2 separate regions of the Mus musculus genome follow, and region 2 is linked to region 1. The links are chromatin loops, found by intact Hi-C in ENCODE. Cell type or tissue: heart. All regions are shown on one strand. Each heading gives the region's core, and the rest is flanking DNA. Links, peaks and the distances in the headings are about the cores only. Region 1 holds the start of Fam102b (family with sequence similarity 102, member B). Region 2 holds the start of Slc25a24 (solute carrier family 25 (mitochondrial carrier, phosphate carrier), member 24).

Region 1 (15,467 bases), core at 4,521-12,520:
GAGAGGAGGAAATGAGTTTTGGGAAGAAGGGTAGCTTTGAGGCATCTTTTGTCTCTGTTCCCTTCCTGTTTCTTTCCTTCTGCTTCCTGGTCACTGTGAGGCGAGCGAGCAGCCTCCACCAGAAGCTCTCCTACCACAGTGTTCTGTCTTACCTAAGTCCCAAAGCAATGGGGCTGAAATCCCATCTGTGGACTGAAATCACAAGCAAAAATGAGTCTTTCCTTCTTTTAAAACTGTTCTTCTTGGGTATTGTCACAGAAACAGAATGTCTGACTAACACATCACCTCTACCTCCCCTTTCCAGTCACCACCACACCCACCTCATAGTAGAGAGTACTATGAAAACTGTCAACCCTGTAGAGATTGGACGGCCCTTCCGAGTCAATATAGAATACACCCAGACACCAAGTTCTCAGCACAGAAGATTTAGTGCCCTGGAAGGGCATTCGGGGGCGGGGACAGGAGCTACATCTGGATCAAATAAAGGCAGACAGCAAGCAGCAGTAGCAGCAAGGAGTGTTTTTGTTTGTTTGTTTGTTTGTTTTGTTGTTTGTTTGGGTTTTTTTGTTTTTGTTTTGCAGGAGTGGGTTTTTAAGGAAAAGTGAGAGTCTATGATAGGGTGAGTTGGTAAGCCTGATTGGATGTGTTAACCAAATAATGAATTTAATTGTTGAAACTTAATGTTTTGTCTCAGGAATGAGCCAGTGGCCAAATAAGGAACTGGACCTTGGGGACTAGCTTTAGGAATGTAACCTAACGGTTTTTATCCAAAGAGAGGGAAAGGGGGAGAAGAGCAAAGCCTGCTGGCTCTGTGTCATGCTCGAGTCTGTTAGAGAGCAGGCCACAACCTTTGGCAGCAAACAGTCTGGGAATGTATCTTGTAGCTCTGTTACTTCACCTAAGGAGAAACACAGCTTATGACTGGTTCATAAAGCCAAGAAATGTCAAGAAACACTTATTGGCTATCTATTAATATCAGATATACCATATTTTGCAGGAGATATGAAGATGACTAGCTGACCTAACCATCTCTGCCTTTGAGGAACCTGCACCACAGAGGCTGGAGTGCTCAGGCTTGTTACTTCCTAATCTACCGTGCTATTAGAAGAGTTTGGAAAGGTTTTTAAAAAAAATTACACCCTTGGGATTCCCTTGGCATTCAAAGTACAGGTTCAAATCAGTTCTGCAAATGAGATGATAAAAGATAAGATAAAAATGGGTGTAAGTAAGTATGGGCTATCTCCTGGTATTTGTGCCCACTTGCAAGCAAGTTATGATGACATGAATGTGATATGTAGACTCCTCTTAAGGTCCTCATGATGGGAGAGTCAGTAGGAGTTTCCTATTACCCGCTCCACATATGCCTTCTAATCAAAATAGACCTACCTTATGTTATAACACACACTCTCCAAATCTTGCTGGCCTGATACAAATCTCTTGCTCAACTCAAAATGTTTCCTGGAGGTGTGGCCAGTTTCTCTCTTTGTTCTTACTCAGAGGTCAGAGTTCTTATGATTGTGTGGCTCTTCCTTCTTAGGTCAAGGGCTCCTCCATAACTACTATGGCAGGGGAGAGACGGTCCAGGAAGCTGCTCAAATATTTGCTCCATCTCATCCTGGATGTGGTGCCTTACTTCTCATAGAGAAGAGGCTAAAACAGTGTTTCTCAACCTGTGGGTCGTGACCCCTTTGGCAAACTTCTCCAGAAATATTTATAACACAATCCACAACAGTAGCAGAACTACAGTTATGCAGTAGCAACAAAAATAAGTTTATGGTTTGAGGGAAACCACAGCATGAGAAACTATATTAAAGGGTCACATTAGGAAGGTTGGAAACCACTGGGTTAGAACAGGACACATAGCCATACCTGCCTACAAGCGAACTGAGAAATGCAAGCTTTGATAGGTCAGAAAATGAAGGTGGACCAAACAGGTGGTGTGTCTTGACATTCTATATCCTACAGATTTCCAAAAGAAATTTTATAGATTACACACACACACACACACACACACACACACACACACACACACACTTGTATTGGATTCCAGTAGGAAATGCTGGCTGGATCAATTGTGAGCTCACAGCTTTCTGGCCTTTTGCTTGGCTCTGTTCTCACCCCTGTATGCCCCACATGTCTGACACGTCTAAACCACATTTCTCAGGCTCCTTTACTCTCAGTGTGGGCTGGCTTGGGATCATGGGAAGCACCTGCAGGAGATCAGAACAGAGGAGGCGAGGGGTGGCGGGGCTGTTTCTCCCAGCCTCTCTGCCTGGGCTTGGCACAGTTCAGAATCCTTTCATAGAGCCTTCCTCTTGTAAATACTGGAGTACTGGACTGCTTCCTGCCTTCGTCCTGACTCATGCCAGGTGTTTAATCATCAAACTGTAGGCTGCCTTCCAGTGTCACTACAGCTGGAGATCCTTATAAAATGCAGATCTGAATATGCCACGCCTCTGGTTTAAGACAACAATGGCTCTCGATTATACCGGTTTCCAAGTAGGACTCTAAACTGCACACAGACAGAACTAATTTCGGTTCCCTCTGCAACATAGTATCTCTTCCTCTGAGCCTCTCAGCATGAGAATAGGATAGAAATTGAATTGTTCCCCACCCGTCAGGCCTCAACTCTAAGGTCACTAATCCCAGAAAGCCTTTCACAAGCTTACTTAACTCGGCTAGCAGGTGTTATCTTTCTTCTATCACAGCCGGCTCCCTTCTCCATCACTTACAGATCACTAGCTGTTACATTACACTACAACTCTGCTCATTTTTCCATGTCCTCCATAGGATGTAGCATCTGCGATGCACCTCAGATCTATTAGGTGTTCAACACGTAATAGGAGCTCAGTAAGTACTAGAAAGTTCCTGGATACTGCTAAAAGGTTTGAACCCTCCTTGGACTAATGTCAGCTCTCATTCAATGACAAAAATCAGAAAAACCCTTTTAATCATCCTTGCTCATAGCTACCTTCCGCTCACTTGCAGGACCATTTTAAAATCGCTTTGCTAAGATGATCTTTTATGGGAAATTCTCTTGCCAAGGTTACCAATGACCTATGAGCTCTTCAATTCTATAACTTCTTTTCAGGATTTGCAGTGCATGTGTGTGTGTGTGTGTAGGCCAGAGGTCAACATCTGGTGTTTATATCAATCGTTCTTCAATGCCTTTTTGAGACAGGATCTCTCATTCAACCTAGAGCTTGCTAATTTGGTTAAACTGGCTGCCAGCAAGCCCCAAGAATCCTCCTGTCTCTGCATCCAGTCCCCCAGCAGATCTTAACTAACGTTACAGGGTTTGAATTCTCTCTTGGCTTTCAGGCCATCTCTCTTGGTCTTTCTCTTTCTCAGGCTGCTTGTTCTTGGAAGCCTTCACAATCACCTCCCCCTCCATCTGCCCATTAAATATTCTCCAGGGCAGCTCACTCCTACCCGCCTTTTGGGCTTCCGCCATCAGTGACTACCACAATTCCCAAATGCATATTTTCAACCTTAACCTTTCACAGGCACGAAGGCTCAGCCTTGCTCCCTGTAAACAGCACAGATTCTCATTATTTCCCCTATCCCCAGCCTGCCCTCCTGATCGCAATGTTCAGGCCCTCTGCTTCTGCAAGCTACAGACATCAAAGTCCACTAACACTTCCCCCATCTCTTTCTGACCCACAAGGCAGCAAAATTCCCCTCGCCCAAGTAGTAGTCTGAATCTTTATTTCTCCTACTTCTTCACCTGGAACACCTCCTACTTTCTCCCAAATCCTAGGTAAAATCCATAAAGCCATCACTTTATTCATTCAGTTCATCACTTCTTATTCCAAGTTGTACTTCGTTTAAATTTAGGACTTTTTTCTGTCTTAGGTTTTGCCTTTTTTAAATTGTTATGTAGTGTTATTCTTGTGCGGGGTGTGAGAGGTGTGTGTATGTGTGTGTGTGTGTGTGTGTGTGTGTGTGTGTGGGTGTGTGTGTGTGTGTGAAAGCATGCATGCCATGGTGGTGTTCGGGCCTCAGAGGACAACTTTGTGAAGCTGGTTCTCTTTCCACTTTTCCATGGCTTCTCAGGATTGAAGTCACACTGTGGACGCTCCTGAGGTCCGGCTTGCACTGAGGCTCTTTACCCACCGACATTTCTCTGCAGTCCAGTTTTGTCTTTAAAAGGTCTAAAAAAATACATTTATTTATTTATTTATTTATATAATGCAAGTGTATTTGTAGGTGTGCATGCCTTACAGTGAACCTATGGATGGAGGTCAGAGGCCAATCTGCGGGATTAGCTAGTTGCTTCTTTCTGCCATGTGAATTCCAGGGATGAAACTCATGTCCTGCAAGTTCCTTTAACACTGATCCATCTTGGCCAGGCCAGGACTTTAAAATTATTACAAGCAGGTTTTGGGTTTTGGTCATGGAATCTATCTAGCCAGTAACTGGTGGTTTAGGCAATTAAAATATTTTATATGAATAAATAAATAAATGGGCTGGAGAGATGGCCCAGCAGCTCCAAAGGGACTTGGTTCACTTCTCAAATCCACAGGGCAGCTCACGACTGTCCCGTTTAAGAGTATCAGACACACTTTATGGTCTTTGCAATTACCAGACACACATGTAGTTCACAGGCCTGTAACACAGGCAAGAGACCCAGACACATCAATTGAATTTTTAAAAAACGTAAAGGAATGATCTACAAAGAGGATTCTTTTGAACTACACCTTTTCAAAAATTAAAAAGGCCAGATGCCAGGCTGGGGATGTAGCTCAGTTGTGAGGTAGCTTGCTAGCATGCATGAAAGTCCTGGGTTCGATTCCTAGAACTGCATAAACATGACATGGCGGCACATCCCTATCACCCTGACATGGGGATCACAAGTTCAACATCATCCTTGATTACATGGGGAGTTTGAAGCCAGCCTGAGCTAGAGACCTTGACTACAAACCAAACCAAACAACAGTACCTAAAAACACCACCACCCCTCAAAAACAGTACGCAATTAAATTGATAACATACGTTTTAACAGTAGATACTGTGTGGGGGGGGGGGGGACAATTGATATTCATCTAAAAAGAATTTTTTAAGTATGCCTTTAGAATCTGACTTCATGTGTTCACAGTATGTACAGATTTTAAAGGGGAAAGTATTTTAACTCCTCTGGTCCTTTTTCTTTCCTGGGTGACAGAAATTAAATAAACAAGCCATCAATGACGGGAAACACAAGGCACAGCCCCTTGCTTGGGCACTTGGTGTGGCCACAGCAAATTTTAATCTTTTCCTTTCTCCTAGCTGACTTTCATCTAATGTTTAAGAGCTAGTGGGGTTTAGAGACCCTACAGAAGATTTTTAGGTTTGGGATTCTATTTGTCTCTATTTATCTTCAAACCCAGAGGCCGTGAAATCACTGGAGGGGGAGGGGAAGAAAGGGGGGCGGTGCAAACCCAGAAAGGAAAGGCGCAGAGGAAGCTGCACAAGGAAGCTTTTTCGGCTGGGTTTGTCTTTTTTTAACCCCGGGGAGGCGTGCCGAGCTCGCTGCTGTCGCGTGTTAGCTTGCCCAGCTTCCCCGGCGGGGCGCGCGCCCGCCCGGAGCTCCTCCGCCCTCCGCGGACCGCCCGCTTCCGCGCTGGGTGCGCTTCCGGCTGCGGCCGCTGGGGGCGCCCCGGGCAGGGAGGCGGCAGCGACCGTTCTCCTAGCGGCGCCTCTCTCTCTGCTCGCGATCAGACGGGCGGCGGCGGCGGTACGGAAAGGGCGCCCACTCCCCGGGCGAGCTGCAAGGCGACCGCTCCTCGCGGGCGGCCGGGGTCCGCGCTGCAGCCGCCGGTGCTCTCAGGCCCGGGCTGCCGCGACAGGCGGCCCCGGCTCCCGCCGACTCGCGGCGCCCCCCGGCTGCGCCCCCACGCGCCGCTCGCGGCCCGGGCCATGGGGCTGGGCGGATCCGAGGCTCGGCCGAGCTGAGGCGGCGGCGCCCGTCCGCGCAGCCCGCTCGCCGGCGCCTGGCCCTCACGATGATGAAGAAGAAGAAGTTTAAGTTTAAGGTGGACTTCGAGCTCGAGGAGCTCTCCTCGGTGCCCTTCGTCAACGGGGTCCTCTTCTGCAAGATGCGGCTGCTGGACGGCGGCAGCTTCACCGCCGAGTCCTCCAGGTAAGGAGCCTCGGGAGCTGCTCTCCCGCGGCTGCCCGCAGGCAGGGGCTTCTTGCACGGCCAGCATCCCTTTCTATGCTTGGCCCCTTTGCTCTGTCGAGCTGCCAGCTCGGTGAGCTCATCGTCCTCCAGAGACGAGTCTGAAATCAGCCAGAGCATCGAACAAACGGCACCAAGTGCTTCGCAGTGGGCTGGGCTGGTTGTCCCGCGCGCCTATCTTCAGGTGGCCCCTGAGTCTGCTTTCCCCCCAGTTCTTCAGGAACGGTGGAGACACAGAAAGGATGCTTCTGGTTTGTCCAAAGACATTTCCCATATTTGCAAAATCCAAAGTAGACCGTAAACCTTAGAGAAGCGAAAATGACCCAAACTGTTACAGTCCAAGAGCTCCCACTCGGAACCGCCTGTGGTTGACGTAATTACTGAGACTTTACTGGGACTTAGGGTGGCCACGATAGAGCTTGGGATACGCCTGGTCGGGCTTGTCTTGAGTCAAGCGTTCCTGGCAGACGAGACTATGTAGTCTTTGGCTTGCCTTAGAGCTATGTCTCCAGTTAATGTGCTTATATTCTCAATTACCCATCTTCAAGTGGCCACTAGTGGGTCTCAGTGAAAGACTTAGAATCAAGAGAGCCCAGACCTTATCCTCCATGTCCTTTTAAAATGAGCACCTAGACACTGGGAAAGAATCTGACAGCAGGTGACAGAACGCAGCCATGTATGGCAGGATTCCTTGAGTAATTTAAGGGCAGGTTACACATTGATAGATTTGCTCTTAGATATTTTTCTCTACAGAAAAACAAGATACATGAAAGAAGTTTTGGAATGAACTTTTAAGTTCTTAAAGTCAAGGAGAAGGGGCTAGTCGTCAATATATGTTTTGTCTACGTAAACTTCATTTTTACCCTAAAAAATATTCTTTTTATCTGCTGTTCCATTAATAATGTAAAGGAAAAAATGTCAATGGGTTGTGGGACGGAAGCCAGAAAACTGCCCTCTCTGGCAATAATGAATCCCGTGGAAGCCAGGAAACGCCAAATTGCCTAAATGAACAGATGTACGCGGCACTATTGATCCTCAAATTTATTTTTAAAAATCCACTGAGGATAATTTTCAATATTTAACTGTGATGACAAACCTGTAGACATTCAGCTAATTGATTATACAACCATTTTAACACTGCTGTCAGAGAACAATGAACTGTGGAGAGGAAAAAACTACATGCATACATACATACACACACACACACGCGCGCGCGCGCGCGCGCGCGCGCGTGTGTATGTGTGTAAAACTTCCTAGCTCTTGCAATGGAAATCCTGAACACCATGCGGGGGTCAAGTGACAGCCTTACTCTGAGGCCTAGACAAAGTTTTCCTGGAGGGTTCTTTTCCCCCTCCCCCAAGTTGGAACAGATAGACGTAAGCCTCTGCCTCAATGGTGCCACCTGGTGGTCAGAACATGGGCCTACCTACCTTCTTTCTTTTCTACCTCCTTTTCTGCATGGAGTGTTGATTTGCCTCACAAGTCAGTCAGTCACAAGTCTGACCATTTCCCCCCCACACACACCTCACTCCCAGTACACATGTCCACTGGGCCGTTTAAACATATTGATTACTCTAGGTAGGGCTATGAGGTGGAGAGTTTTACTATGCTAGTAAGTGAATTGAGTCTTAGGAAGCATACCTTCCCAAGACCCCCTCCTGTCTGATCGCGTGATGCCAAGTTTCTGGCCCAAGTCTAACTTCAGACAGCGTGATGTCAGACAGAGAAAAAAGGTGTGTGCTGTTGAGGAGTTTCTGAGTCGGCAGCTGCCTAATAAGTTAAGGTATGAGGGCTATAATTGATTTCTCCACACAGGAAAAAATAAAAGTCAGGTTGCTTGTGTTAAACAAACCTTTCCTCCAACTAAAATCTGGATTTATGAAGAGAATTGAGGTTAATAGTGCCCTAACCAGGGCTTAGCAAACCTCAGTCCCACCGTGATGACCCTGCGTGGGTTTACTTAGGCATTCACAGCTAAAATTTGGAAAACTCAGCCAGTGATTTAAGGCCATCTTGAGGGTTTCCTCAGACAGTGTGCCTGAAACATTGAATGTATTTTGGCATTTGGTGATGAAGACGTTTGCTTAGATTTTTCTACCAATTCCTTTATCCTACCAAAGTGTGCCAGGTACAGTGGTGCAGATCTCAGTCTCAGAACTTAATGTAGAAGCAGAAGGATGCTAGCCTAGAGTACATGAGGCAGCCTTAAAACACACGTGTGTGTGCATACACACACTTCAATAAAAAGAACATACCTTCCTTTACAGGGAGAAATAGAAAACCTGAAATAATCAAAATTGTGTAGCCTGAGTAGCAGGTACCAATCTAAAGAATAGATCATCTCTGGCTGCTAAATTTTAATATAGAAAATTATTCTAGGGGACCGTTTTGAGTTGTAAGTGGTTGAGACTAACATTTCTCCCATAGCGATATGAAAAGACTTCTGCGTAAAAGGGTTAAAGCGGGCTCGTGACTGTCATCCTAGGAAGGCCTGATGTCAAGAGTGACCTTGATGAGTGTCCTGATCTTCTTGCCTGGATGACAAGCATGCCTTACAGTGCTTAGACTGTTTGTACACCTATGTGGTTCATGCTAAATGCCTTCTGAGAGCCTGGACTTTGCATCCTGCTGAGGAGAAGACAGCTGCCTAAGCAGCCAGTCCTAGTTAAACCTGATAAGTGTCCCTGTCAGACAGCACATCTCCCCCAATCCAATGTTGGTGTCGCTGTGAGCGGATGCTGCTGCGAATTCCGGAACCGTAGTGTCTTCAGCAATGAGTACAGCTGTATGCGGAGTCCATTGAGTTCTAAGGTGTCTTAGTCAGGGTTTCTATTCCTGCACAAACATCATGACCAAGAAGCAAATTGGGGAGGAAAGGGTTTATCCAGCTTACACTTCCATACTGTTGTTCATCACCAAGGAAGTCAGGACTGGAACTCAAGCAGGTCAGAGAGCAGAAGCTGATGCAGAGGCCATGGAGGGATGTTCTTTACTGGCTTCCTTTGCCTGCTCTCTTATAGAACCCAAGACTACCAGCCCAGAGATGGTCCCACCCACCAGGGGCCTTTCCCCCTTGATCACTAATTGAGAAAATGCCTTACAGCTGGATTTCGTAGAGGCATCTCCCCAACTGAAGCTCCTTTCTCTGTGATAACTCCAGCTGTGTCAAGTTGACACACAAAAGCAGCCAGTACATAAGGAATCACCAAACCTTAGGCACGGTCTGAGGGACCCCACACAAAATAATGTCTGTATTGTTGAAAAAGGGTCTTAATGGACACACATGTTACACACCACACACACACACACACACACACACACACACACACACACACACACATCCACACATCCCTTGCCTTTGTTCACAAACTAAACGTGCAGATGAGTCATTGCTCACCAGATATCACTTAAGCACTTAGCAAGTTTCTATCTCCCTGCCGAGGGATGTGGGAAGTAAAGCAAATACAAAGTCCATGAGGGAATTGACTCTAATTAATGAAATTAGATCATAGATGTCCAGTTGCTAGATGGTGGGAGACACATGGCTTACTGCTTCATCAGTGGGTCAGACGCTATGAGAGTTCTGAAAAGGAAAAGTCTTTTATTTACAGTTATGATGGTTGCTGAAATCTGCATTGGTATTCCAGCTGAACACACCTAGAGGATGGATTTGCACTGAGAAGAAAGAGGTGAGAGGAGAGCCCGCGCAAGCCATTAAGAGGGTTGGTGCTGCATCAGCCTGATGGGAGAGTTCCCACGAGCAGAAGCAGCAGATGATGTTAGAGAGGGGCTTTGAATGGCATTGTAGGGTTTGATTTCCCTACTCAAAGGATAGAATTCAATATTGTATTCTCGAACTGCACCGTAACGTGATTAAAGTGGAATTTGAGCCAGCTGGCTGGCTGGCAGTCTGCTGCTGTTTAGATTCAAGTGGCAAAAAATAGATAGATTAGCGATGGAGAGACAAATGAGAGGCTGTGAGAACCTGAATGCAGGCTTTTTCGCATCAGTAAATGGCAGGTGATAATGCAGTGGTCAATGCCTTATGTCATTGACAGAAGTCAGGAAGTTGAGGTAATGCCCTTTCAGTTCTGTTTGGGGTGGGGGAAAACATTGGACGTGGCTGTAAAGCAAAGGTTCTCAACCTGTGGGTCATGGCCAATATCCTGCACATCAGATATTTACATTATGACTCATAACAGTAGCAAAATTATAGTTATGAAGTAGCAACAAACATATATTTGTGTTTTGGTTTAGTTTTTGAGACAGGGTTTCTCTGTGTAGCCTTGCTGTCCCAGAACGTCACTCTGAAGGCCAGGCTCGACTCAAAGTCAGAGATCTACTTGGCTCTGCCTCCCAAGTGCTAGGATTCAATGCAGAAGGCATGCTCTCCACCACACCCAGCATAATGAATTAATCTTGTGGTTGGGTGGGGGGTGTCACTACACCATGAGGAACGGTATTAAAGTGTCATAGCATTAGGAAGGTTGAGAAGCACTGCTCTAGAGAAGAGTTAAGCTGTATGCTTAATATATTTCATCTAAGGGGACAGTGGACCTGACAATTGATCGAAGGCACAGTTATTTCAGTGCATGTATTTCTTATATTCTTGGCCTCTTGGGGCCATACAAGCCTGTTTATTCCCATTAGAAGGTCCATATACTGGTTTCCCTGTTTATAGATGATTAGTGAAAATGAATTTTAGAAGGATCTAGATTCTCCTGTGAAAGTTTAATCGGTAAAAAGAAGTTAGAAAAAAAAATATCCAACTCTTTATTTTGAGGAAGTGACATTAAAAAATGGTTAAGGCAAGTGGTTAGGTCTCACCACAGTTAACAAAACATTTAGAAAATACATTGCAATGTTACAATGGTCTACTCAACTGAAGCCAAGCGGCTGCCTAATAAAATATTTTTGAAGACCTTTCAGAAAAACAGAACATTGTATTATTTGAATCTTTCCAGAACTCCCCTTAATAAAGTATGTAAGTCACTTTTAAAGCTTACTGCAGTTATGAGGACATGTTTAATTCTGGTCTGTTTAAGCAAGGAATGATGGGAAGGGACTCTTCCTACATATCTGTGATTTCTCAGTTTGCCTTGCCTCTCTCTCTCTCCCTCCCTCCCTCCCTCCCTCCCTGTGTGTGTGTGTGTGTGTGTGTGTGTGTGTGTGTGTGTGTGGTGTTTGTGTTGGTAACTAATACGTTTCCAAGTTTCTCATGAACTTGTGGAAAAACCACATGTGAACTCAGGGAGTGTCCGGGAAGCGAGGCGCACATCTGTGTATTGTATCTCTGACTCTGTAAACAAGCTAAAAGGATTTCTTTTTTGTTTTTGCCAAAGAACATCTTTGTTTTCAGGATTTTAATTCACTGGACATCATGTACTTCTTTCCAGTTAATTTTTGCCATATTGCAAAAGTAAAAATGTTTTCATGTTAGAAAACTTAGAGAAGCAAAAATAGCAAATATTTTCAATAAATTAATCATGCAGAGCTTACCACCATTATTAATATTTTGGTATATAACCTAGCCTCCATTGGTCCCTATGCATACCTACCTACCTACATACATGCATACATGAATGCACACATATATACATACTACTGCCTCACAGTGATCAATGATACATATTTATTTGTTCATATATTTATTTATTTTTAGACAGGGTCTCACCATGTAATTCTGGCTGGCCTGCAACTCAATATGTAGACCAGACTCCACACAGATGCCTCTGTCTCCCAAAGGCTGTATTTAAAGGCATACACCACCAGACCTGGCCTTTTGAACCAAAATAGTATCATGCTGTATTTTCAGTTAATTTTTCATGTTAGTAAGTATTCAACTACAAAATATTTCAAATAACTACATATTATTCTTTTATGTTAATTCCAATGATTGAACTAAATCCCTTAGAAGTAATTTTCTTCCTGCCTTTTTAATTAATAAACTATAGTAAGCATCTTTGTTACCAAGATAGTACACATCTGTTCTTATTTAGGCTATTATATAGAAATAGTTATCAAATTTCATGAGTTTTTTTTTAAGATTCATTTCTTTTCATGTGCATTGATGTTTCCAACTTCCCTACCATTGCATTGAGCTGATTTTTAAGATGAAAAGGCACTAAGAAGCAGCACCTATAAAAAATAACCAATACTTATTGTTTGGTTTGGTCTGGTTTTTGAAACAGGGTCTCACTATGTAGTTTTGTCTGGCCTGGAACTCAAAGAGATGCCCTGCCTCCTAAACACTGGGATTAAAGTTGTGTGCCACCAAGCCTGGCTAAGGTTTTGATTTTTTTAAAAACTCCTCTTCCACACTGAGATCACAAAGTAACCAAAAGTCACCAATATTCTAACATACTATCTGCCTACAAGCTGGAAACTCTATGCTCTGAACCCAGCAGTCCCTCTTCTCAGTATATATCCCATGACAGTGAAAGCAATATGCTGAAAGATCCCTATACTTGGTAACCCAGATAGTGAAACAACATAAGCATCTACACACAGGTGACTGAATAAAAGAAATGTGGCGTATCCAATGGAGATTTATTCTGTCTTCAAAGGCAAAGAAATTCTGTGTTTGTGGCAAGGCTAATGAGACTGGAGGACATTATGCTAAGTTAAAGAAGCCCTGGGTAGAAAAACAAACGCTGTATAACATCACATCTGTGAGTGAGATAGAAAAGGGCAAGGTTGGTTTTTTTTTTTTGGAGGGGGTTGTTTGGTTGGTTTGTTTGTTTGTTTGTTTGTTTGTTTGTTTTATCTCCAATTGAGGCAGCCTGTTCTATATAGTAAGATCCTGTCTCAAAACAAAACAAATTGTGTTCATTCAAGGGTGTTCATTTAGCATCATTTAGGGGACACTACCAAATAGACACCCAGAGAGGATGCTGAATTCTGAGGAATCTGGAATATTCTAATAACAGAGGACTTGGGTTAGTCTTAAAGTTAGTGTCTTCAAAGACTAAAATTATGAGCGTGTATTTTTATATATCTTAGTTTCTTGTTTTTGTTTAATTCTTGCAAAACTACATCAATAGAGATGGGAAGTCTATGTTTCTCCTCTTGGCTCAGGAGATACGTGCAGTTTTGTTTTGTTTTGTTTTGTTTTGTTTTGTTTTGTTTTGTTTTAAATAAGTGACTTAAATAAAATGAGTTCTGTCTCGTATGAAGTCCAAGCTGCTAGTGTGGTTCTCCCCAGGCAAATTGTCAGGTACCTGGACTCACTTTATATTTCTGCTCCCGGGGTATTGGCTCATCCCTGGAGACAGTGGCTCACCCTGCATCCCAATCCCAGCCATGGGAGAAGAGAAAAGTGGGGAGGACCCGTCTGTTCAGTCTGTAGGCCTGATCTTAAACATGTCTGATTGTTAGGGAGGCTGGGAAATGTCATCTTTATAGGGTATCATTGTACCTGGCAATAAATAAGATAAATAAGTAGAAGGGCAGATATCAAGGGGTTAGGAATTTTCAACTAAAAGAGCACAATAGAGAAACGCTACCACACTACAGCTAACAATTAAATGGCCTTGTCTGTTTGTCAAAACTGGTGTTTTTATTTTTTAAGATTTCTTTTTTAAATATGTATTGATTTTATTTTTCATGTGTGAGTGTTTTGCTTGCACGTATACATGTGTACCGTGTGTGTGCATTGTACCTGCAGAGACCAGAAAAACAAAACAAAACAAAAAAGAGTATCAGGGTTCCCTCCCTGACCATCTTATATAGCCCAGGCTGGGCTGATCTTCCCGAGGTTCTGAGTTCAGTGCCGAACAACCACAACTCCCAGCAGCTCACAACCATCTGTAATGGGATCTGATTCCCTCTTCTGGTGGCCGTGAAGACAGAGCACTCATATACATAAAATACATGAATCAATAAATCTTTTTCTAAAACGTTTTCACGGAATGGGATGGGAGAGGAAGCTGAGCAGAGGCGAAGAGGCAGGATGTGAGAGCTTGTCAGCCGGGGTCAGGGGTTGGGGCAGAATGGCAGGATGAGTTAGGAAGGAGAATAGTACCTGGAGAATGGGTCACCGAGAAATGGTGAGCTGGAGGAGAAGTGACGAGGGTTTCACTGCCATCTTTTTCTGTGGCTTGTATGGGTGAAAGGTATAAGCAGAAATGGGCTGTGGGCCCTAAGATCCCTGGGGGGAGAGAGGGGAGAGATGTCATGCTTCACTGTGTCCCACCTCAGGCCCAGGATGTGCAAGGCAGTTAGTTCCTCCAGTTCCCAGTTCCTCCAGCCTCCTCATGGGTTTTGTGTGTATGAGTGCTCCATCTTCATGCACACCAGAAGAGGGCATCGGACCCCATTAGAGATGGTTGTAAGCCACCTTGGGGTTGCTTGGATTTGAACTCAGGACCTCTGGAAGAGCAGCCAAGTGCTCTTAACCAGGAGAACAAGTGAGGTCCCTCGGGCCCTGTCTACTTCCTAGGAGGTCTCGCCTCCTCTTATTGCTTTTGCTCTGAGGTCACCATCCTCAGCAGCAGTCTCATTTCCAAGGAAGGAATCTGCCTCCTCCTGTCTCTCTCCACATTCCTGCGCCTCTCACTCTGCCCATGCCTGGCTTCCAGCTCCTCTCTGTATACACTGCCAATCCGCACTTTGTAGGAAAAGAAGAATAATCCATTTGATCTGTCTTAAGCATTCCTCTTCTCCTCTCAACCCTGTAGTGTAAGTTATGCCCCACCACGTGACTGAAACTGACTTTCCTAATATCAGTCATAGACAAATTCTATGTTTTCTCATTTGTACTCCAACCAAAGCTGTGGTAAGTACCTGCCTCTTGAAAGTTGACTGTTTCTGTCTCCTTGAAACCCCCCAGCTTTTACCTCTCGGGTCTCTGACTTCCTTTATGAGTTCTCTGAGGGTCTCACTTATACCCATTTCATTAATAGCCTTTATTTTTAGAGCAAACTTGAGTAGGTAGTATAAAATTCCCATATGCCTCCTGTTGCTCACACAGCTTCCCCTCTGTTAGCCCCCAGCACAGTGGTACATTTGTTACAGAGAACCAGGAATCTACCTTTACACACCATTGCATCCAAGGTTCATAGACTATCAAGTTCACCTTGGTGTTGTGTATCATACGATGGCATATACCCACCATCGTAGTACCCTATGGGATACAGGATAATTGCACTGCTTTAAAAACATGAGCTCTGTCTATTCATCCTTCTTGCTTTAACCATTAATTTGCCAACTCTCTTCCCAATGTTGCCTTTTTCAAGCATGTGCCCAGCTAGAATTACAGTGGATAGCCTTCTAATTGGCTTCTTTCACTTAGTACAAAGAAGGCCTC
Region 2 (15,467 bases), core at 3,175-11,174, 99 kb before region 1:
TTATAATTTTTTCTAGTTATTACACATATAGGGCTTCCACAAAGTAGCACTCCGTAAGATGCTACTCAAACCTCTCATTCACTCTGAGTTCAAAAGTCTGACCTTTTAAACAGTGAAGGTAGAGTTCTCTGGTTGGATTTATGAAAACAGCAAAAGGGTTTGCTGTCAAGAGTTGAATGAAGTTCACTGTGAAGTATGGATCACTGTGTAGCATGCATTTGCTAGTGATGGTATGTTATGGGCTATGGAATCAGACAAGGGTTCAAATGCTTTTACCAGTTGCTAGATTCAGAGTCTTGGTCAAGTTTTTCAATTCTTAGAAGCTTCGAATATAAAGTGGAAATGGTTAGAAATCCGCCCCCAGACAGTGTAAAGATTTCTATTTAGTTGAAGTCACTGAACAGCGTTAAGGCAATATTCATTAAGCTGGAGGCACAGCGAGAACAAAGCCAAGAGGAGCCATCATTGTGTCCCTGAAACTCTTGCTGTATATTAGTTAAGTGCATAAAAATCAATAAGCAAACAATGAGTAGGGCAAGTTCCAGAAGCGAAGAGAGATGTTTGATAAAATATTTGCATGTTATAACATGATATCATCAGCCCTGTGGTTCATGTTATAACATGATATCATCAGCCCTGTGGTTCATTCTTCCCTATCGATCTTGAAAATGCTATCAACTGGCTCTCCTCGTTATCTTGGTCATAACTTGGGTCCTTTCTGTGTGGTCACATGGGTCCCTCCTACAGAGGTGTGTTCTCTACTCGAGTATGTCAGATGTGCCTCCACATTCTTTGCAGTATACTTAACTGTTCCCCATGAGCAATAAAGCCCCCATTTGTGGGGCGAAAGAGGTGACTCAGAAGTTAGGAGTACTACTTCCTTCTGCAGCAGACCTGGGTTCATAACCCTGAGTTCTAGGAGAACTTATATGAATTTGCCCCTCTTAACTTCATAGTAAAGAGCTAAAGGCACATCCGGGAAGCAGGGGCACAAAGAACACCCTAAGAGCCAGAGGTAGCAGGGAGTGCTGAGAAACGCCATCCTCCAGACATGATGTGGCTATTGCACATCTGAACTCATAGCAGATGTGATTAGCTGCACAAAGCCTGTTAGAAAAAAACGTGAGCATGGAGTGGAGTGTGTTCCTGACGCTCCACCCCTAGCTGGGGAGCATTTGATAGACAGCTGCTGTCTTTAGCTGGGTGGCCACTGGGATGTTGGCCAAGACAGTGAATGACCCCACAACCACTCATATATGGGCTGTGTTCATCAATTAATTTAAACAAAAGAGGAAGCTGAATGGGGAAGAGGCTACGGGAAGTTGAAGAGAGGGAGTGGAGGTGGATATGACTACAACCTATTGTATCCGTGTATGAACTTTTCAAAGAATAAACTTGAAAAAGAGAAAGCAGAGGCCACAGCATCAAAAGTGTAGCACAAGCAATTTCATACCAGGCTGGCTCCTAATTTTGTCTCAGGACTGCCTACCATAGTCTTTTCTCTTCCACCAGTAATTTTGGAATGCCTACCAATGGTTCCCTGCTGCGCACTTTATGCCTGATTTCTACATTCTACTCAGGTATTTTTGGTATCAAAATATAAAGACACTAGAGCCAGCAAGACGGTAAGGGTACTTGCCACCAATCCTCATGACCTGAGTGCCCTCCCCAGACAGAGAACTGACTCCTACAAGTTGTCCTTCGATCTCCACATGTGTGCTGTAGAACACAGGCTTGTGCACATATATAATAAATAAATGTAAAAAAACAGTATAAAATCTAAAACATGTAAATAGACATTTGCTCGCTTCTGTGTACTAAATTTATTCTAAAAAGCTTGGAAATATGGGAAAGAGGTAAAATTAGGTGAAAATCTATGGGGATTTCCCCTCGAGGTAAATACCTATCTTAGGGGCAAACTATTATTATCTTGGAACTTGGAATACTCTATAGTTCTCACCTCTTTATACTCAAATAGGCCATCTCTTCAACCCCTGACACTATAACAATGCTAGACCACGCCTGGTCAGTATCTTTGACTGAGTCATCAAATCGAAGCCCCAGTTTTATTGGCCCCAGTTTCCCAGATATAATGTGAGCTTTATGTACCAATTTTATTGGTATAAAAAAGATATCCAGGTAGCCAATAAAGACATTCCTGGGTGTGTTTGTAAGTAATTTTGGGAGCGATTAGCATTAGAATCAGTAGACTGTGTGTGAAGGCATATGCCAGTCCACAGAACAGAACAAAAAAGGAAAAATATAAAGGAATTCATCTTTCAGAATGGGAACATTTGTAAGAACTGGTATTCTAAGTGGATGGAATTGGAAATGCACAGACTGTCAGTCAGTGTGGAGCCCAGGGAAAACCAAGTTTCTTCAAGGAAGCACACAATTCAATTGATATGTGTAATCCTCAGACTTCATAATTTCCATTTCTCAAAATGTTTCCTATGATAATGAAAATGTAGTTCATATGCACCATGCAATACTGTTCACCTGTAAGGGGAAGTGAAATCATGGAGTTTGCAGGAAAATAGAAGGGACTAGAAACAATCATGTTGAGTGAGGTACCATGGACCCAGAAAGACCAGCATCCATGTCACCTCTTGTTGGGGGCTCCTACTTCCAAATCTTCAGATATGAATACATAGCCTAGAGTAATAACAGAAACCAGGAGAGTAAATCACGATCATGGCCAGGAGAGGGATGTTGGGGAGCAACAGAGAGAGGAATACCAGGGTGCTAGTGGTCTGATGGGGGCAAAAGGGGCTCATTAGGGAGGAGGAGGGAGGTAAAGGGAAATGGTAGGACACAAGTGATCTGATGAGGATATGTGAAAGGGAGAGGGATGCTGAGGGGGAGGCGGGAGGCAGAGGCTGGGAAAGGTAAATACAGAGGAAAGGGAAGAGGGTAAAACAACAGTAAGGATGTCTGCAAAGGCCATCATACTATTAACGATTTGCCTGAAAATAACTCTAAGACACATAATTCTGTGTGTAAACATGCATTTATAGCTTTAATGAATGTTTCTCATCAGGGATGACAATGCTCCCTCCAAGAACCCAAAACTACCTACATAGACCTGAGAAGCCCTCTTTTGAGTTTTTGGCCAATGCCATCAAAAAGACTCCCAAAGCGTACAACCTATTGCTGTTGCCGCTGGCTGCCTCCCAGGGTTGGAAGGCAGAGCCCCTATTGCTGAAGATACCATGTACTTCAGAAACAGCACAAAGGCCCCTGAGGCAGAACTGATATGCTCTAGCTGTTACACAGGTGAACCACAGTAGCAACCAGAATGGCAGAATAGCCTAATGGTTCCATAGTTTTACACATGTTGGTGATAACCAACCACTCTCCAATTAAATTTAAAACCCTCTCAACAAGAGGGAACACATGCCTGGGACAGGAAGCCTAGCTAATGACCCAGTGCTAGTAAAATCAAGGACACTGGAGGAGAATCTGTAGCCACTAATTTACTAAATCAGCATAATCCCTACTAACAATCTAAGCATTCATCCTTGTACCTTGTACTGGCTGGTTTTGTGTGCCAACTTGACACAAGATGGAGTTATCACAGAGAAAGGAGCCTCCATTGAGGAAATGTCTCCATGAGATTCAGCTGTAAGGCATTTCCTCAATTAGTGATCCAGGTGGGAGGGTTCATTGTGGGTGGTGCCATCCCTGGGGTGGTGGTTCTGGGTTCTTTAAGAAGGCAAGCTGAGCAAGCCATGGGGAGCAAGCCAGTAAGCAGCATCCCTCCATGGCCTCTGCATCAGCTCCTGCCTCCAGGTTTCTGCCCTTCGTGAGGTCCAGTCCTGACTTCCTTTGGTGATGAACAGCAATGTGGAAGTGTCAGCTGAATAAAACCTTTCCCCCTCAACTTGCTTCTTGGTCATGTTTTCTACAGGAATAGAAACTCTAAGACATACCTACAGATAGGTGTAGTGTCCACCCCTCGTCAAGGAAATTTCTCTTTGCAACAGACAACAACAAACAATCAAAATGCAGAGTTGTGGAGTCCAGTCTTCACGGACATGTCTACAACACACTCCCACAACTAAGGCTCAGGGAACACTGCAGACGAGAGAGAGGGAAGATTGCAAGAGCGAGAGGATGGCGGAGTCTGTTGTGAGACTGTGTCTCCTAGTAAAGTCAAAAACAACATCCATAGAGTCTAACCAAAATCTCATCCATAAAGTCATAATGACTGCCCAAATATGAGCTGAACAAGAATAACACCAATAGATGAATGGAGAAAAATCTCATGAGGCCTCAACCCAACACAGGGAACTACAAGCCAGGAAGCAATGCTGAAAGGGGGAGGGGGGTATCTTCCCCAGAAAAGAGCACCAAATTACTTTTTCAATACCAAATGGTAAGTCCTGAAAACATCATACAAATAGCATTATACAGACTTAGAAGGCTATATGTGTGTGTGTGTGTGTGTGTGTGTGTGTGTGTGTGTGTGTGTGTGTGTGTGTGCAATAACAATAAACAAAATGCCCTTGAATTTAGAGGCAAGCAAGGAGGAGTGAATAGGAAGGGGAAAGAGAAGAAATGTTGTAATTACCTTATTAGTTCAAAAGAAATTTTTAATGTATCTTATGAAGATAACTGGAGTAAAATGAAATGATAAAAATAAAAACCAAGGGATTCTAGTGTAATTTTATTTGACACAGTTTTGAAACAATTGATAAGCTAAATGGCAATTGGGATATTGGTGATATATTATAAACATGATGTTGTATATTTCATATAATCATTCAAAATGCCATATGGCAGGGGTTAACAACTTCTTTGATCTTAAGGTCCTTTTACAATCTTGAAAGAAAGTTTTTGTGTATTGTGGAAATGATGGCCCATGGAAGGTGGAATTATTTCTTCTCAAGGGACCCTACATAGTGGGCACAGCTGACTGTCCTCTGGCCTGCAGCCACGGCACCTTCAGACACACTGCAAAGTCATCTTTTCCTTGGGCTGCTTCAGGCAATGACTGGAGTCGGTGGGGAGCGCAAGCTAGGCCACTCCTCCCCCAACACACACGTGTCCCCCTGTTGATTCCATGTGGCTAATTCCCTATGGGCCTGGCCTAGACTTTCTAGGAATTTCTGTGTTTGTATGAAGCTCTTCTGTTTCAAATCCTACTCCCCTACCAATGAGGAGGGAAAGCCGGAGCCTGGTTTACTAAGCATCACTGAGGGTTTGAACCACCAGATTCCAGCCACAGCCTGAGGGGAGCCTCAGGAAAATGAAGAGAAGGAAAAAAAATCGTTCTAGAATGTGTTGGGGGGACAGGGGCATTCACTGCTTATGTGGGGAGAAATGGCCTGAAGAGGAAAAAAAGTCAGGGAATATATGTCCAGATGACAGTTAAAATGGTGTTCAAGTTGGCCCATGGCCAAGGAATTCCCTGTCTTATCACATACCACATGTTTATCCGGTTTCCCCAGCATGCTCTTGGCTAGCTTGTCCTACTTACAATGAAAACAGAAGCACTAACAACTGTGGCCTACAGGACAACTCAGAGGGTAACGGCACTTGCCACCAAGGCCTGAGCTCCATCCTGGTACTCACGTGTAAAAGGACAGAAGTGACTGTGTGAGTTTTCCTCTGACTGCCACACACACGATGGCCCCCAAGCACGCATGTGTGCACACACCCATATGCACAAATAAATAAATATGTGTGTAAAAGAAACACAAGTGATACAAAGAAACACAAGTGATACAAAGTTCAATTTGTATTATTATTATTATTATTATTATTATTATTATTATTATTATTATTACTAGACAGGTCACTGCTGCATCAGTGTATTTCACGTGCTAGCCCTAAATCCTTTAGTATCACGTTGGTCCAACGAGTGAGGCAGAATCACCAGTATTGGGAGCTGATCTTATTGGAGGGTATAATGATTAAATAAGTAATATCACTCAAGAATTGTAACAGTAGTGACACGTGAGGTAAGGGAGCCACTCACAGCTGCATGCAGTCAGCTCATCTCTGAAAGACAGTCTAGGAAGACATACCACAGACGAGGTGACCGAAGGTCAAAACTTTCCCTTAATTGTAAAAGTAATGTGTATTCATTCATTTTCCTAAACTACTACAAATGTAAAGGAAAAAGTACAAAAACTCTTATAGTTGAAAAATAAGCATTACTAACCTTCTGTAGAAGAATGTGTTACTGCTGGGGATAGTTGACCACATGAGGCATGACCACCAATAGTGACACTACACATCTGAACAAAATTAATATAATATAATACATATGTGTGTGTGCAAAATATATTCATTTATTAGTGACAAATATGAGTTGCCATGTTCTAAATATTTATATGCTTATAGGTTTTTACATAATTTATGTGTAATAATTTTTTTAATTACAGAATGTTTTTAATTACAGAAAGTTCCTCCTGACTCTGTGGGGTTTGTTGTTATTGTGGGATTGTTGTTATTATAGGGTTGTTGTTATTGTGGGGCTGGGGACCTTGAGGTCTGCTGTTGCTCTTTGTTTCAGTTCACTCCAGTTTGACTTAGATAAGGAGAGGACAGAGCCCAAGCTGACCTGTAACTAGCAACAATTCTCCAGTCTCAACTCTCAGAGTCCTGGGATTGGAGGCATGCCCCGGATGCGTTGTCTAATTTATTCATATTTTCAAAGAACAAAAATGTATTGGGAAACCTAAAGCACACTTAGAATGATACATAAGTCAAAGACATCATGTCAGTGATTAGAAAACACCTGGAAGTGATTAGAATAATAAAAACAACTAATAACCGAAACATGCCTCTGAGATGCAGCCACAGGGTGGCTGAAGAGATGCTATCACTCAAAAGTAGCTAGGCAGGCCTTTGATTCAAGAAATGGGAGGAAATGAGTCAGCCCGGAGCAAGTAGAAGAGCCACACTCGAACTTGGTTCTTTCAGAAAGTGCATCGAATAGGCAAACCTATGGCCAGAGTGAAGATGGGGGAAGAACTGAGATAAGGAAGAAAGAGGGACCCCTGCAGACACAGAAGTTCTGTAAAGTTATATAGAATAATGCCTTGGGCAAAACTGGCAGCTTCCAAAAAATAAAGTTGTAACTTACCAAGAGGACAAACTAAAGTGAAGACTCCTCTATTAATGGCATTGACAGTGACTGAAAGAGGAGTTTTAAATATAGGTACAGAACAGTTGTGGCCCACTCAGTAACTCAAGCACCTTCCTCTTAAGATAGAAAAGCCAGCGTCCTCTTGTAAGACAGCGGGCTGGACAAGTTCCAGATCTAGTGTCCCCACCCTGCCAAGGAGCCTGGATGTCAGGGCCACAATTCATATGACTCAGAGAAAGTCCAATTGCTTTGCAACAGGTCAACCCTTCAGATCAATGCGTGCACCCAGGGGACTAACTTTGAACGTCATAAAAACGGAATGTGGCCTTTCTACCTCACCCAGCAGTTGGGAGCAAGGCCGGTTTTAACTCCTTTTTGAAACAATAAACTCTAGCTGTAACAAAGTTACTTAAAGTTGGGACTCACTAAAGTCTGACAGCAGGTCATGAAAAGTTTGCAAAGGACGGGACAAGTGAGCCAAGAACCAGAGATGCTCTCAGAACAAAAAGTGTTGACAGTTTTAAGTGTGCAACATTAATTTATCTGGGAATACACCCGCCGCCTTCCAGATCCAACTCCTTGGAGCTCTTTCAGCGGGTTGGCGGGCATAGTTCCTCCTCCTTGCCTGGCCTCAGGCCACCGCCCTCCCAGGACCTGGCTGTGTGGCGCCTGCGGCCACCCCAACACCCTACAGCGACCCACCTCCTCCGCGTCCTGGCCCAGCGGGATGCCCAGGCTTTGCAGCCCCTGCTGCAGCTCTCCGATGTCCACCACGCCGTCCCCATTGCGGTCCAGCGCCCGGAAGAGCGTTTCGTAGCGTGTGGGCGGCTCCGCGTCGTGGCAGGCGGCGGTGGGCAGCACAAAGGCCCGCAGCCAGCGCAGCATGGTCCCGGGGAAGTCACCGTGAGCTGGTGGGGCGCGATCCGAGTGCGGAGGCCTGTGGGGTGGGGCGGCGGCCGCGGGTTGTCTGGATCGTCGTCGGGGGGGGGGGGGGGGGGGGGGGGGAGGGGGGCGAGGCTTCTGGCTCGCAGGAACTGAGCTCCGCACAGGGTGTGGTCGCCCAGCTGCTGCTCTGGGCGGAGCTGGCCCAGGCCTGCGCTGGCGACTAGGAGGGGATGGGCCAGCTTCCTGACTCCAGAACCAGGTAGGATAGGGTGCTGGGGGGGAGGGGGGGATGAAGGGGGGAATGCAAGGAGGGTTTCTGCTCTGCCCAAAGGCACAAACTTCGCCAACAGATTTATTAAAGCTTGGGTTTGGGGGTAGTTTGATGAGCAGGTTGCTCAACCTCAAAGCCCCGTTGGGCTGGAAGACTTGGAGAAGTGCAGAGTTCATCAGAAAGACAGCAGTAGGTGGGTATCTGGGACAGAGAGTCAAAAGTGAAAATGGCTATCAGACCAAAGGGAGAGGAAAGGGGCCTGCTAGAGGCCTTTTTCTGAGAGGAGCATCAGCCACCCAAGAGGGCATAGAGAAAGGAGAGAAGATGGAACACAGTGGGTACCTTCCCACAGCACACAAAGAAACCCCAGCTTCTTTCCTTCGAGACAGGTGTGGTCCTGAGGTTTGCCATTTATAGTTCAGGTGAGACACAGTTTCTGGGATAACGGGAGAAACGCTGGGACTACAGAGACTTCGATACCTGCTCCTTCGGCTGTGTAATTCCAAAGACCTAACGTAGCTTCCCTGGATAGCCTCCCGTCAGTAAAATGAGAATATGAACAGCTGCTTTGCCATCAAGTGAAATGTCCTTCTCTGGAATAGTCTCAATTCAATCACTGCTGCTTAGCAGAATCTGTGGTTATGTCCTGTTGTGTCCGGGTATTTAAAACGAACACTAAAACCACTTGTTTCTTCCAAAGTGGAGGACTTGAATTTCCCTCCTTCCTTACCACTCTGTACATTAAAATATACTGTGTATAAATAGAGTCTGCAGATAAAGGCTGCCAGTAACCAGTTTCTGGGCCTCTATTGCTTCCAAGCCATAGTCTTGGAAATTAGCCCCTTCCTCTGGAAAGGCTCTCAGACGCCACCAGTCTTTGTTGGCTCTCCTGGAAAATGGCTTCTAAGGCCATCTCTGGAGATGGCTGATGTTGAGGACGCTTGCCAACCCAGAAATAAAGGTTCCTCAGTGGAACAACCTGTGCTGTGTTCGAACTAGGAGCTGCCTCTCAGCTCTGAAAGCAATCGCATGCTAGGAAGTTCTGAAAAGAGCAGAGCTATATAGTGACAGAAACATATCGGGAGTTATGTGCTGCAAGAGTCAGAAGGGTTTTTTTTCGGGGGGTGATATTAAAGGGCAGAAGGCAGCGTATGAGGTGAGTGGTTTTATTCCACCCTGTGCTCCCCAGTGTTGCGGTCACACCCCCCCAGCAGTGGCCTACAAGCAATGAGGTCATGTAACCATGGGCTGGAACCTCTGAAACCAGCCCAGGTGAACCTTTCCCTGTTTATAAACATTATCTCCAGTATTTGCTGTGACGGTGAAGGATGGCCAACACAGAGATAACAACCGTAGAAAATTGTCTGCATGGGAGAAGAAAATGCTCACGGACCCCAATCATCTCCATGAAAGGGCTTCCCTTCCTGTGTCCATTCGTCAGGCCCACAACCAAGGGCTCCCACAAAGGCCACACAGAAAACCTGGGTTCATACTTAGTTTTACTTGATTTATTGTGGTCAGGAAGGACAAGTCTAGGGTTCAGCCTAATTCAGCACTCCTGCATTAAAAGACTTGCTGCCTTCGCATGCCCTTCATTTCCATGGGAACCACAGATATTTTACCCCCATCAGTTTTGGTCCTTGAAGACATCAGCACCTACTCTGGATCACTTGGAGTAGTGAGGGATCTGCTTGAATAACCACTCCGGAGTCTCATGGTTTGAGCAGATAAACATGTTTACCCTTTTTATTAACAGCTACTAATCAATTGCTCTGTGCTATTGCAGACAAACCATCAGCCTCTGCACAAGGACCAGTTCGGTTCCAAATTCCCCACGGTTGATGCTCTCTCAAATCTGAGTGATCATGAAGGAGGCCATGTATTGAACAGCTCCCGTAAAAAGCTGTGATCATCACCGGAAAGGTGATTTCACCGTGCAGTGAGACATGAACCTGGATGTCCTAGCAGTACAGTGAGGAAACTAATCATTTTATGTTTTGGCTCATTCATATCACATTAAGCTAATTGGAAATTCTGTAAGTCATTTAAGAGTCAAAATTCCAGATGAAAAGGGAATTCTGTCTCTTGCCCAGACTATCAACCCATCCCATCCCCAAAATAAATGTAAACAATTCTCAGTTGTAAAAACATGACACTTAAGTATGGAAATCACCATCATTACTAATTCGTGTGAATACTTCACATTTTAAAAGCAACTGTAATTGTTTTAAATAATAGAATTTCAATTGCCTTTAAAACCTTGCCTCAGCATTTTGAAATTTAAAAAGCTCTGTTAAGACTTCCGTGTTTCTGGGGAGATTGGGCTGTGTCAGGAGGGCCTGGGAGGAGAGGGGCCCTCCCTCTGGATGTAAAGTGAATAAATAAATGAATGGAAAAAAGACTTCAGTGTTTCAACATTTATTTGAACTGTGTCCTGAATGTTATATTTTAGTGCAAATAATTTGAATCTTTTAAATAACAGTAACCGTAGACAATTGATCAATGTTGTATATTTCTATTTTATATATAAAACACTGGAATCCCTCCCCCTTCCTCTCTCCATCCCTAACCCTCCATGCTTCCTTCTTTCCTTCCCTCTTTCCCTCCCCACACCCCTCCTCCTTTTTCCTTTCCCATCTTCCTTACAGTTAAAAGCCACCAGGCAGCTCTGAGTGAGACAAGCTGGAGTGAAAGGCGGTTGAGCTGAGCGCCTGACTGCACTGAGTGAGGAGTCCCCACAGGAGAAACATGGATGCACAGCCTGAATGTAACCAGGAGGAGCTGTCAGATAAACCAAAACAGAATCTCCCACCATCTGCACCCTTTCGATGTGTAAAGATAATGAAAGTGGAAGAATGATTGAAACCTTTCTGGCTGAAGAAGACAGAAGTGAGAGAAGCGTGAGACCTGAAAGGATATCCTTTGGAGGGTAGGTAAAGCCCGGCTGGAATCTTGAGAGCACACACCAGCTGCTGCTTTTCCGTGTTGCATGGGCTTGCAAATTTTGTGAACTGGCTTTTGGAGTGAGCAAAGCTCCGTTATTCTTAAAACAAACAAACAAGCATCCCTCTCCTTCACAGATGGTATAGCAAAAACCATCCAGATGATGATGGAAAAAACAGCAGTCACTGGTCACCCAGAGGTCTATCTGGGTAAAGGAAACCCATGCTGAGGGTGTGTCACGTGACCGTCCTTCACTTAATATCGTCACAGAGTGGGATTAAGTCAGTGGTGGTTTCACTAAGCTTCCATATAATTCAACCTTCATGAATCTTCTGTCAGCCATGAAGATAAACTAGACTTCCCAACTACATTTCTTTTTTTCTTTTTTATGTTGGAGATATTTCACATAAGCATTGAAGGCAAGTCATAATGTACAATGGACACATAATAATTAATTTTTTTTCTTATCCTTATGTAAGAGGATGGAATTCTCAGCTCTGCTGGTGCACTGCACTGAAGCCATGGTCTTCATCTGCTTCATGTCATATCCTAACTCTCAGGCCTGCCTTGCCACCTTCCAGCAGGAGAGAAAGTTCAAAGCAAATACAGTTCAGAGTTCCACTGGGAGTAGTCAAGGATGTTTAAGCCACAAACAATGATAGACGTGACCACAGGCTGGAGGAAGTCAAAACTCTTAGCTAGAGTTTAATTACAACACAGGACAGTGATAGATGTTGAGCTACTGAGCATGGAGCTCCTAGAAAGGTTCCCCACTTACGTTAGGTTACAGTGCAATACAGGATTGGGGTGGGGAGAGCTGGGAAGAGGTCTCAGTCAGTAAAAATGGTCGCTTCGCAAGCATGAGGACCTGAGTTCAATCCCCTAGCACCTACATCTTAAACAAAAAACAAACAAAATGGACATGGCAGGGCACACTTGTAATCCCAGCACTGTAAAAGCAAAGACAGGGATCTCTAGAGCTTGCTTCCCAAACAATCTTGCCTGAATAGGCAAACTTCAGGTTTATGGGAGACACTGTCTCAAAAAAAAAAAAAATAAATAAGGTAGAGGGATATGGCTCAGCAAGGTAAAGATACCTGTTGTTAACCCTGTTGACCTGAGTTCAACCTTTGGGACCCACAGGCTGAGAAAGAACTGATCCCCGGCAAGTGACCTCTGACCTCCATGCACATATCTTGGCACTTGTTTATGTGTGTGAGGTACGGAGCCTCCTGGCTCCACTTGTACACCCACCCATATGAACACACACACAAGAACACTCAAAACATGGCAGGGAAGCTACAATAACATTAATTATTTTATACAGATGACTTCCCTGAATTATCTTAGAGTTGGGTACTATATTGTAATAGTCAATGTTCAAGGAAGAAGGGCCAGAATGAAGGTTGAAAAAAGACTAGTAACAAGAGGTGGTATAAAAAAAACCCTTGCCCTCCACCAAATACAAAACAAGAGTAGACAGATGTTCCTTCTTATATATGTTGCTCGTTCAACTATTAAATATTCATTGAATGCCTGCTATGTGCCACCTAGAGACCTCCAAATAGCACAGATGACAAGGAAAAAACCTAGCTGGTTCATGGAGTCTGTGTTCGAGTCCAGGGAGACAGAAAACAACATGATCATTTCAAAAGGCTTCTGACACTATAAGAAATTTGGGATGGGACTGGAGATATGACTTAGCAGTAAAGAGCACTGGCTGCTCTCCCAGAGGACCTGGGTTTGGTACCCACCACCTACATGACAGATCACAACCATCTGTACTTCCAGTTGCCACCTTTCCCTCCCAAGCCACTGGCAGCCACCATTCCACCTGCCTCTATGAGTCTAAGCACTCTAGGGCACCTCGTATGTTTATCTTTATGACTAGTTCATTTCCCTTAAGGCAACATCATCCAGGTTCATCCATATGTAATGTGCATCGGGATTTTCTTTCAAAGGAGAAATAGCATTCCATTGTATGCATATACCATAGTTTATTCACGTGTAGATGAACTTTCAGCTTGCTTGCACATTTTGGTTGTTGCAAGCAATGCTGATATGAGCAGAGACGAGCACACTGCTCCTTGAGACCCTGCTCTGAATTGTTTTTGAAACAGTGTAAGTTGCTGGGTCATACAATCACTCTACTTTTGGTTGTATGAGGTCTGCTGAGGGACTCCTCTCCATGGCACTGTGCTCTGTCAACAGTACACGGGATTCCAGTTTCTCCAAGACCTCGCCAGCACTTGCTGGTTTCTTAACAATAGCCACTGTGATCAGGAAAGCCAAACAGATTTTCTTTGCTTATCTGTGTCATTTGTATATTCTCTTTGGAGAAATGTCTATCCAAGTCCTTTGCTCACTTTTTAACCAGAGTTTGTTGTTGAATGTAATCACAATGCATAGTATAATGTATTAAAATGACACAGAGGAAATGCTCATCTTGTTCACTTGATATTTGCTAATGAAGTAAAAAAGTTAATACAGAACTATTAACAGAGTTCTGACAATAGTCATCTCATTGTAACAGTGAGATATTAGGCTATTGTTATATTATAATATTAGCATTATTGCTCAGTCAATTTCATGACTCTTGTAGCTCCCATTCACACTGCAAATAAAAAGTAATGACTCAGAAGAGGAGCTTTAGAGATAACCTGCTCTGAGTCACACACTTGGCTCCCTGCTTGCCCAGGAGGAGGCAGCTGCCCCACCTCCAGCTCCACCAGCCAGCTTCAGTCAGATTACCTGAGAGGGCTGAAATAAGTGCAAAAACAGAAACAGTTAAAAAATGTTAGCCAGCTTTCCTCATCATGGAAGGAAAGAGAAGCTGTTGAGCAAATCACTCCAGAGTTTGTGGAAACTGCATACAGGACTTCCCCCAGGTGAGGGAAAGGAGGTAGCTCTTGTCTTCAAAGATGTCTAGAAAGATAAAACCATCTTCATGGGGTGAGGGGGATCAGATGTACAGAAACTGAAGGGGACATAGGACTAGCAAGGGAAGTGGCTCATAATACTCTAAATGGAATTATGAAGTGGCTTGTCTATTTTGCTGAAGAAATTAACTATAACATCAAGTTTAAGTGCACTGAATTCTGCTTTACTGTGTAAAACATGTTCAGGCTTAACTTTAAAAAGATTTCTAACCAAAAACTCTTATGTAGCCTACCAAGTGTTTCCTAATGTAATTAGGAATGCATTACACCATCGAATCAAAAACTACTTTAGGATTTTGTAAAAGGTAACAGGAAATGTAAAATAAGAATTCTGTGAATAATAAGGGATTTTAAGGTATGGAATAATTTTACCAAAACTACCATTTAATTTGCATATCTTACAATAGACAAAGACAAAGTAATTTTGTACAAGTATTTGATGCTTTTTCTTTTTAGGAAGAAGCAAGATCACCATCTAGCCCAGGTGTGATCTGATACCTTGGTGATGATGGCAATGATGACAGTTTGGTATTCCACTTCTAGATTAATCCAAAAAGCCTTTTCACTAGTTCGTGAGCCACACTGCCAATGCCCACTGCAGGAAGCAGCTTGAGGACATTAGGGGTGAAGCCCCTGAAAAATCCCTTCTTCCCTTCTTTAGTGTATATTTCCTGAATGAGCTGCATCATGCGCACTGTTTCCTTTTCCAGCATGACTACAAATTAAAAAAAAAGTATAACTCAGTATTTAATATTTACATATCAATCTAGCCCAAAGATAATGAGAGCTTATAGAAATGGAAATCATTTCCCAGGATACTCATATACAGAATGATGCTATACATCAATAGCGTAATACCCACAGTCCACTCTGTAGCCCTATAGGCTATATAAAGCCCCTATAGGCTTGTAGCCATATCATAATGCAAAATGCATTTAGTACAACTTTAAAAAGTTCCCATAGTTTATAACAACCGAAAACTTGTTTAAAAGTCCAAAGTTCAACATCTCTTTGGAAATCCATACAATCTCTTAACTGCAATCCCCTATAAAATCAAAATCAAAACGCATCACATACTTCCAGGCACAAGGTGTATATTTCAGTTCCAAAAGGAGCACAGTGAGGAAATACTGGACTAATGTAAGATTGAAAACTGCTGGCCAAACTCCAAACATTGTGTCTCCATGTCAGATGTCAAAATGGTCTTCAGACCTCCAACTCCTTCTATGGATATTGTCTTCAACACACACTTTCTTTTGGGCTGGTTCCACTCCGCATTAGCATCTTCCTAAGCAGATATCCCACAGCCTCGGCTTCTCCAACATCTTGG

The links. Peaks named below come from ENCODE experiments on the same cell type or tissue, not always from the same donor. Only the 100,000 strongest peaks of a DNase experiment are listed, where the experiment ranks them.
Region 2: it touches region 1 in a loop (1.9-fold over the local background); 1 of 42 quality-filtered maps calls a loop at or near these places.

Annotation. Positions count from the first base shown.
Region 1 is chr3:109,017,839-109,033,305 of GRCm38, reverse strand. It overlaps Fam102b (family with sequence similarity 102, member B), which reads left to right and starts at 5,699. Exons shown (of 11, transcript NM_001163567.1): 1 at 5,699-6,121. The coding sequence starts at 5,985. In heart, for the core only: CTCF peaks have their summits at 6,690 and 7,561 (motif pointing left); DNase peaks (open chromatin) are centred at 5,585, 6,195, 7,565, 11,405 and 1 weaker place; H3K4me3 peaks cover 2,653 bases; H3K27ac peaks cover 1,507 bases.
Region 2 is chr3:109,115,722-109,131,188 of GRCm38, reverse strand. Slc25a24 (solute carrier family 25 (mitochondrial carrier, phosphate carrier), member 24) reads right to left here and starts at 8,040. Exons shown (of 10, transcript NM_172685.3): 1 at 7,802-8,040. The coding sequence starts at 7,984. It overlaps Gm19391 (a long non-coding RNA gene), which reads left to right and starts at 8,115. Exons shown (of 2, transcript XR_867568.1): 1 at 8,115-8,243; 2 at 10,042-10,656. It overlaps Slc25a54 (solute carrier family 25, member 54), which reads right to left. Exons shown (of 10, transcript NM_029054.1): 10 at 14,607-14,852. The coding sequence ends at 14,677. In heart, for the core only: a CTCF peak has its summit at 6,814; DNase peaks (open chromatin) are centred at 7,348, 7,768 and 8,038; H3K4me3 peaks cover 2,359 bases; H3K27ac peaks cover 1,854 bases.